2 separate regions of the Mus musculus genome follow, and region 2 is linked to region 1. A link is a contact called in ENCODE POLR2A ChIA-PET data. All regions are on one chromosome and are shown on one strand. The core of a region is the stretch at or near the end of the contact, and the rest is flanking DNA. Distances in the headings are between cores, read along the strand shown. Region 1 holds the start of Zfp367 (zinc finger protein 367). Region 2 holds the start of Cdc14b (CDC14 cell division cycle 14B).

Region 1 (4,608 bases), core at 1,067-3,566:
GACATCAGGAATATACGCACACATTGCATATAGCCCCCTGGTGGCATCAAAGTGGAGCAAGAAGCAGCTCAGAGTGACTTCAGTTCTCCCAGAATCAAACTCACCACATTCCTGGCATGTTTTTCATTCTCTTGTGGCTGGAAGCAAGTGGAGTTGCCAGGTTACCCTTCATCAAGGGTAATTTTTAGAAACCTTGTCAGTGTTCTGCTTTCTGGGTGATTCATCTTGCACTTGAGCAGGTTAGTGTTGAATAGTAATTATTGGCCAGTGTTTAACCTGTGGGCCTCTTGCCCAGCCCTTCATTCAAGTGTTCCTGATAGCTATATCTTTTTTTTTTATTTTTTAAACTTTCACTATCAACTATGAAACAAAGTATTTTAGTGGATTTGAAACAATGTAGTAAGGTTTCTGTTGTCGTTTACAATATTATCCCATTGTGGGAAACAAAAGCTGAACTTTCCGTTTCCAGATTGACTATTAAAATCAGACTGTATTTCCCGTCCCGCCCCCCACCCCCCCATACAGTAGATACAAGCTGTGGTACCCAGCCAGCCTCCAGAAAAGAAATCCAATTTAAAATGTTAAATGTATATGAGTGTTTGGCTTCCTTGAATGTGTATCATGTGCATGCATTGTCAGAGGAAGCTACAAGAGGGAAGCAGATCACCTGGGACTGAAGTCACATACTGCCACCACTGGGAGCTTGGAACCCAAGTCTCCTGGAGGAGCAGCAAGTCCTCTTAACCATGGAGCCATTTCTCTGGCTGCTTTGTTCTTTTTTTTTTTTTTTTTTTTTAAAGATACTTTTACTTGTCCCACTTCAAAGATACAAATTACTCAATGTATCTTCTTGAAACATTTCACTTCAGTTCACAAGTTACTTTCTCTCCATAAAGTCAAATTTGACTTCGGTATCTTGCTAGGTATAGTTTATTTACCCAAAATAAAGATGTGGCTAAAAATAAGGTCACACTATTGGCTGCTTTGATTTGTTAATTTAGGCAGTTTTCTCTAAAACAACACTCTGGTGCCTAAATTAATTTAGGCATAGCTTTGTATTTGATGGAGTTTAGTTACCGGTTCTATCGCTTAACCACTGGATACTCATTCAGATATAAAAATCTTTATGGAGTCTCTACTAGGAACAGGCTGCCTGGGAAACGCAGCAAGCAAATGAGCTCCAGTTGCCAGTTCTATCCTTTAGCCTCTAAAGAGATTTTTAAAAAATCTTTGAACTGCTACCACCATCAGACTGCCTGGGAAACACTGCAAGCAAGTACGACCGGGAGCTGACTACTGTGCGAATGGTTGCTCATGCGTCCCACCGCGGTCCCGAGCCTGGCAGCAAGAACCAATAGTCCGGGAACCGTAGCAGGGCTGGTCACGGGACTCACATTAAGAACCCATGCCCTTAGGCAGGAGTGGTGACTCACGTCTTTAGTCCCAGTACTGGGTGTGTGTGTGTATGGAGGGGGGGGGGCGAATGGGATCTCTGACTTCGAGGCCCTCCTGGTCCCTACATAGGGAGTTACAGGGCAGCCAGGACTCTATAGAGACCCTGTCTCAAAACAAAAACAAGCCGGGCGGTGGTGGCTCATGCCTTTAATCCCAGCACTTGGGAGGCAAAGGCAGGTGGATTTCTGAGTTCGAGGCCAGCTTGGTCTACAAAGTGAGTTCCAGGGCAGCTAGGGCTATGCAGAGAAACCCTGTCTCGAAAAACAAAACAAAACCAACAACAACCCCCCAACGCCCAAAAAGAAGTGGTGCTTTGCTGGCGCCTTGAGCAGCCGTGGGTGGGGTGGGGTGGGACGGGCGCGGCCTCAGCCCTTTAAACTGGCTGCGCGCGGGAGGGGGCGGATTGGGTGGGGCGATGGGGAGGGCCCTCTCCACTGCAACTTCTCCAGACTCCTACCCTCTTTACACCCCCTCTTCTTCTGGTGGGGGAGGGACCCAGCATGCTCGCCCCGCCCACCACCACGCCCCTTTCCCGCAGCTCCTCCAATCAACAGCCTCTTTCCCCCTCCCCACCTTCGCAGGAGTCATCCGGCCAGGGTGGGGCTCCCGACGGGTGTGTCAGGACAAGACGCGCGCTCCTACAGACTTTCGAACGCAGTTGGCCCTCCAGACAAAAAAGTATGAGAGCGGCGGCCAATGACGTGGCAGTAAGGACCCGCGCTCGAATTGGTTCCGCCCCCTCCGGACGGAACACAGCCTGGACCCGGCTATTGGCTCTCGCGACCTGTCACTCGTCGCGGTGGCCAGCCGCAGGGTCCTCGCGGTGACTGGTTCCGCCCAGGCGCGAAATGTAACGCGGGAAAAGCCGAAGCGGGGACCGCGGCGGCAGGTTGTTATTCTCGGGGACTCGGCGCCTCGCGTCCCGTTTTCCTGTCAGCAACGCTGCTGCAGCCTGATCGCCCGGAGCCGCCTGCCATGAGCCGGCGGCTGTGAGGCGCCGAGACGTAGCAGCGCGGGCGAGCAAGGCAAGCTCGGGCCGCCGAGAGCGCGAGGGCTGCAGACGAGCCAGCATGATCCGCGGCGCCCCGGCACCCATGGCGGAGCCGCCGCCGGTCGTCTTCTGCCACGACTCCCCGAAGCGCGTACTGGTATCGGTCATCAGGACCACGCCGGCAACGCCTCCGTGCAGCAGCGTGGGGGAGCCCGAGCCGCCGCCGCCGCTCGTCCCCACTAGCCCCGGCTTCAGCGACTTCATGGTGTACCCGTGGCGCTGGGGTGAGAACGCGCATAACGTGACGCTCAGCCCGGGGGCGGCGGGCGGCGTCGTTTCAGCCGGACTGCCCGTGGCGGCTGAACTCCCGACGCTGCGGGGTGCGCCTCAGTCCTCCGCCTCCGTGGCCGCCGTGTCGGGCGGGGAGGACGAGGAGGAGGCGAGCAGCCCAGACAGCGGCCACCTCAAGGTGAGTGGCTCGGGCGGCCCCGGGCGCGGGGCGGCCTGGGGCCCGTTAACGGCGCCGCTCGCCAGCGGGGCGGGGCCGGAGAGGAAAAGCGGGGTGGCGGGGGCGGTGGCTGACAGGACGCTGACGTCACTGCCGCGCGCCAAAACCGGACCTTTGGGGGCAAGGTGGTCATGTGACGGGTGCGGCGCGAAGGCCGGTCTGAGGGCAGCAGGTGCAGCGGGGTGATGAGGGGGAGGCTCGCTGTGTCCAGATGCCTTGCACTGCTGTGCTTGTAACCTCGCGGCCTCGGCCTGCTTAGATGTGGGAAGGAAGGATGTGAGCATTTGGCTCCAGCCCACATTGGGGCGGGGGCCAAGTATCGCACTGTATCCCTGGCCTGCCTGGGACTCTCAGAGTTCTACTTTCCGAGTGCTGGAATTCAAGGCTAGCGACACCATGCCCTACTATACCCTTTACATCCGGAGCAGCTGAGGGTTAGGGAGTTTGTTAAAGCGTCTTCATGAAAATCGTATGTATAGCTAGCTAGTGGGAGTGTTGGCACACGGTGACTGTGCTCGGAAGGAACCGGGAGTGTGTTTATGGGGCTAGACTTAATACTGGACATTCATCAGAGCTCAGGAAGGTATCGGTAAATCTGTGTGTCGAATACATGGTATTGCAAGATAAATATGCAGTTTTCTGTTGTTGGTTGACTGCCAGAATAACTTGATTTGCTACAGGTGTAGCAAAGCAAATTACCCAGCGGATTAAGGGATGCCTAGTTTATCAATTGAAGCAAGTTTGGTAACATTGTGTATGGGCGGTAGCCAAAAAGGTGAAACTGTTTTGTGTGAGGAAGTAGGTACTTAGCTAGTGGTATTATTATAGAGCAGTAAAGTTGAAACTTGCACCACAGTGCATATTTGAAAGAACAGTAGAGATGTTGGTAGTAGAAACTGCGTTGGTGTAAGGAACAGCTATTGTTGCTGGCTTCAGGTCGCCCCTCCTGACATGTCATCTTAGGTACTTTAGGTATCTATAACTTTTGTATTAATTCAATATTTTAGTCCTTAGAAAATGCATTGTACAGTTAAGTGACATACAAAAATACCGTGGAAGTTTCTTGTATTTGACTTTTTAAAGTTGTAGTTAATTTATATTGTGTCTGCACTTGTGTATGACTGACACTGAAGTCAGTTTTATGAACCACTTTGAGGGTGCTGGGAATCTAGCTCAAGTTCTTTGGAAGAGCAACAAGTGCTTTTAACCATTGAGCTATCTCTCTGTCCCCTTTTCCCCTCAATTTGATTTTTGGATTATCAAAAAAAAAAAAAAAACTGTCGTAAATCAGTGGTTCTCAACCTTCCTAGTGCTGCATCCCTGTAATACAGCTCCAGTTGTGATGACCCCAACCATAAAATTATTTTCGTTGCTACTTCATAGTTATAAATTTGCTACAGTTATGAATCATAACGTCAATATCTGTTTTCCCCAATGACCTTAGGTGATCCCTGTGAAAGAGTTGTTCGACCCCCAAAGGGGTCTGGACCCCGTAGGTTGAGAACTGCTGTTGCTTGTATTTATTTGTTTTTCCAGACAGGGTTTCTCTGTGTAGCCTGGACTGTCCTGGAACTCACTCTGTAGACAAGGTGGCTTCAGTCTCAGAGATCCTCCTGCCTCCGGTCTCGAGCTGGTGAGAATTGTTGTAAAGAGA
Region 2 (4,608 bases), core at 1,429-3,928, 120 kb before region 1:
CTGACCTGGGTACTAGAAACCAAACCGAGGTATTCCACGGTAGCAGCATTCACCGGTAATTGCTCAGCCATCTCTCCAGCCCCAGCCTGAACTTCTTGATTCTCAGCTTCGGAGAGATGTCAGTCATATTCCAGAGTGAGGGGCTTCTCCTTCTCGGGCCCCCATGCTTTCAAAGGCTACAATTCTATGATCAGTGACCAAACAATGAACAATAATGTACTCAATGCACGCAAACTCAGGTTCTTTCCCAAAGAGCCAAATTCTCAGAACTCAGAGGTCAGCTTGCTGAGGAGAGAAATCAGACAATTCAAAGGAAATGTCACACATATACACAATGAAAATCAGCTAATGTATTTTCCGCCACTATCTAAACATGACAGGAAAACAAAACATAAAGAGAGTTTGAGGTTACATTTACTTATTTCTTTAGTATGTGTGGAGGGGATGTGTGTCAAAGACAGCTTGTAGGAACTGGTTCTCGTCCAGTGAGTAGATTCCTGAGGATTAAACTCAGATTGTCATAGCTGCTGGCTAGTGCCTTTCCCCCTGTGCCACCTGACTGGCCTTTTTGGTTTTTGTTGTTTGTTTTGAGGCTGGATCTGGTTGTTGCCTTGGCTAGCTTCCAACTCCTTCGGTAGCAGAGGGTGACCATGAAGTCCTGTTCCCCTAGCCTCCACTTTCAAGTACAGATATTACAGGCAGTGTGGCCACACCCAAGTGAATATGTTTAGCACATGGACTTCTAGTTCCCAAGACATGTCTGAATACTTAGGAGTAATAAAAAGCCTTGCTTTAAAAATATTACTTCAGCAGGATCATAACTATGCATCTGCAAAATAGGAAAATGCGTACACGGCATAACTATGTACACCTAAGATTTTTCCCTTTATTTAAACCATGTGCATTTTGTTAGACTTTCTAGTGGCCAGAATCTAGCCAAAGCATTCTATTTGAAGGTGAGAGAAAAATCAACTGACGTATGGAAAGTACTTGGCTGTTAGACATTCAACTAAGCCAGTCTCAAAAAGTAACGAATGTGGGCCAGGAATGTGGCTTGCTGGGGTAGATCATTTGGTCCAGCACAAGCAAGGGTTGAGTCCCAAAAGCTCAAAAAAAAAAAAAAAAAAAGGAACATACTAGACACACACACACAAGAGAGAGAGGGGGGGGAGAGAGAGAGAGAGAGAGAGAGAGAGAGGGAGAGAGAGAGAGAGAGAGAGAGAGAGAGAGAGAGAGAGAGAGAGAGAGAGAGAGAGAGAGAGAGGGAGGGAGAATCCAGTAAGGTGCCTGCAGTGGCTCACACCAGGAATCCCAGCACTGGAGAGGCAGATGCCATTTTCAGCCCAGTCTGGGCTGTGTAGTGGAACACTTTCTTCCATGTAATCCTATGGATTATAGTGGTGGTTAAAAAAAAAAAAAACAAACCAAAAAAAAAAAAACTTTTCATAAAATTTCTGATTGTGACATTTGGTGGCCCTTCTACTGTGAGTCCTTGGAACCGTGTGAAGGACTTTCTCTTCCTGGGCAAAAGTTTTTGCTAACACTACAGACATTTTAAATGTAAGGCCTTCGTTGATGTCCTATGGAAACCCGAAAGGTGAACAAGCAGGTTCTTAAGGGCCCCTGGCTAAGGAAAGCCAGTCCCATATCTTATCTTTTCCGAAGCAGCAGGCTTAAGGTAGGGCTTCAAAACAAAAGAAGCCTTCCCTAGGGGAAGGAACTTCGTGAAATCTGCATTTCTGAGAGGTTCTTTGGGGGAGGGGAGGAGGGACTGAAATTTATCCCTCTGACTCTTGACTTCCCTTTCAGACTAAATCGCTGTTGACTACAGTCCTGCCGATGGGGACTTTGGGACTACCGACTGCTTCCAGTCTCCTCGCCCAAGTAGATGCTACCGTGAAGCTGGGCTCTTCAAAATGGCAGCTATGGTCAAGTTCCAGAAAGATCTGATATCTTTTTAACCCAGTAGCAAAATATGGGGCGGTACCACTGCAGACCCAAAGGAGAAAAGGCCGTTTGCTCAGCTGGCCACATGCTCCAACACTTCGTGCTAAGTCGGACCGTGGCCACCTCGGCTACCCACAGCGAGAGCTAGCGCGCTCCTGGGTTCCGAGGTGAGGTGTCGGAAGGTTCAAACCACCGCGGTAAATCGCATCTCCAGGTGGTTTCACCGACGCTAAGAAGCCCTTATCGATCCGATCCGATCGGATAGGTGGGAAAACGGCGCTGGTCTGAACTTCTAAGTTCTGAGGTCCACTCTGCCTTGCGTCCACAGAGCTGAGGACCGTTTCAGCAGCCTACACACTCTCCTAGCAGGCGGCCATGACAAGGCTCCCTTGGCGCGAATTACAGGGGAGACCCAAGAAACACTTAAAAAAGAAAAAAATTCCATCTCAAAGATCCGAAGTGGAGTTATTAGGGTAGGGTTGTGCAGGAACTCGGAGACTCACTCGAGGAACTGGGGACTGAGGCGTCAACACCTGGACACAAGAGACAAAAGTTAGAGGGGTCCCACCAAGGGGGTCGCCAGCACGCTTTCTGCCCGATTGGCGGAAGCGCTCAGACTTTTCTTTATGGCGTCACCGAGTACCTGCCTGTAGGAAGGCTCCAGTTGCGTGACGTCACGCCGCACTGACCAATGAGCGGCCCGAGCCGGTAGGCCCCGAGGAGGGTTGTGGGCCCTTCTTTTTGTGAATGAAGCTCCACGGAACATCCCTCCTGGGGGTCCCCGGGAGCCGCGGCCCGCTGAGCTCGGACGCCACGGCAGCAGCGTCCCAGGGAGCGCGCGCTTTGCTCCAGCCACCGGCCAGCGCTGTGGGGCCCCCGGGTCGCGGGCGGCGGGAGACGCAGCGCGAGGACCCGGGCCGGGTTGCCGGGCCATGGTCGCGGTCCCCTGACGGGCCGCGACCGCCTCCATGAAGCGTAAGAGCGAGCGGCGCTCGGCTTGGGCCACCGCGCCCCCCTGCTCACGCCGCAGCTCGTCCTCCTCTCCCGGCGTGAAGAAGAGCCGCAGCTCCACGCCGCAGGAGCTGCACCGCCTGGAGCAGCAGGACGACCTGTACCTGGACATCACGGGTGAGCCCCGCCACACCCCCACGAGGCTCGCGCCTCCTCGAGCCTCTAGTCGCCCGTGCGCCCGCGGTAGCAACTTTACCGGAGATGGGCCGAGGGGTCACTCCTGCAAGTGAGTCCGGCCTCGGGAGCGGGGCGGCTCTGCCCTCGAACCCACCTCATCGCGGGATGAGCCGGCGCGGTTGTTCCCACGCGAGTCCGAGCCTCTGCTGAGTCCCGCTGGTCTTTGCTGTCCCGAGGGCCCAAAGCCTCGCTGAGCCTTAGCAACGCGTGGGATCCGGCCCGAGCCCCCGGCCGTCCGACACCCCCCCCCCGCCCCCCACGCTGTCGCGCCCTCTCAGGCCTCCTGAGGGATCTTTGCCCTCCCTCTCGTGCCTCCAGAAAGGTGTCACGTTGATGGCGTTTGAACCACCAAGCGTGCTAAGAGCTCAGAGGTGTCACTTTTGAGAAATCCCCGCCAGCCGGAGCGGGTAGAATAGCCGCTTTCGAGGGTGATTTTTTTTCTTGGTGTCTCAGTTCTTGAAGACGAAAGAAATCCGTTTTGGCAGCCGCTCGGTTTGCTGGGGTTGATAGAGAAGCCAGAGCTTTGCCTTCGTTGTACTGATGTACGTGGAAAAGCGTTGTCAGCTGCATAGCTGCCTGCGCGGTTGAAGGAAGGTGCCGCGTTTTCTGGGGCGGATGGTGTCCACCTCTTGGTGGGGTTTTTAGAAAAGGTTTCCAAGACTTGAACTTGGACTTTGCTAGGTGGGCTCTCGATTGGTGACATTTATTTATTTAGGAAGTGTTTAGACAAACAAATTTAGTAGAAAGTATATTCTAGATTAATGGGCAACTAGAAAGTAAGACCGGTTTTTAAAGGAAGCTGAGAGGAGAGGAAAGGGTTTTTTTTTTTAGCGTTTGAAGGAGGAAGACGAAGGACTTGTTTTAACTATAGCCCCTGACTAGTGTCTGCCCAGGTCTACCGGTGTGTGACCCTGAAGGAGGAGACACCCTTGCCCGGGTTCCTTCCAGAGACTTCGTGCTGGTTGAATCTGCACATTATTTCTGCTCTTTTTTTTGTATGGGGCAAACTTATTTTCGTATAGCTCTAAATTGTAAAGATACACAGAGTATACTGAGAAAACTTTGTGGCAAAGACAAAGAAGTGCCCCCTAAATGTAACAGATGTTGCCAAGTTCTCGTGAATCTTTCCAGAAATATCCTCCACTGGCACACATATGTATCTATTCTTTGCAAACCCATGCAGGATGGTATACGATTGATTTTTGCATTGCTCTGCACGGTACTTCATAGCAGAATGCTAGCCTCCAATTGATGTGTTCAAAATCTCATTTGATTTTAAATGCTTTGTAAGCCAAAGGGTGTGTGGCTTTAAAGGGTTAAACTATAAAAAATGTTTATGGATTTAAACGCGTTTATAGTTTTAAATGTTTTATGAACATTTTAGGCAGTTCTCTGTTGAATATTTAGGTGATTTTCAACAAGAAAAATTGTAAGGCTGGGTGTGGTAGCCCATGCCTTTAATTCTAGTACTTT

What was found. ChIA-PET counts read pairs that join two places held with the same protein, here RNA polymerase II (POLR2A).
Region 2: POLR2A ChIA-PET joins it to region 1 with 13 read pairs in Patski. The contact joins the promoter of Cdc14b here to the promoter of Zfp367 in region 1. POLR2A ChIA-PET finds 5 or more read pairs at or near these places in 4 of 5 experiments (Patski and embryonic stem cell).

Annotation. Positions count from the first base shown.
Region 1 is chr13:64,150,907-64,155,514 of GRCm38, reverse strand. Zfp367 (zinc finger protein 367) reads left to right here and starts at 2,316. Exons shown (of 5, transcript NM_175494.5): 1 at 2,316-2,915. The coding sequence starts at 2,526.
Region 2 is chr13:64,273,058-64,277,665 of GRCm38, reverse strand. It overlaps Cdc14b (CDC14 cell division cycle 14B), which reads left to right and starts at 2,678. Exons shown (of 14, transcript NM_172587.3): 1 at 2,678-3,075. The coding sequence starts at 2,916.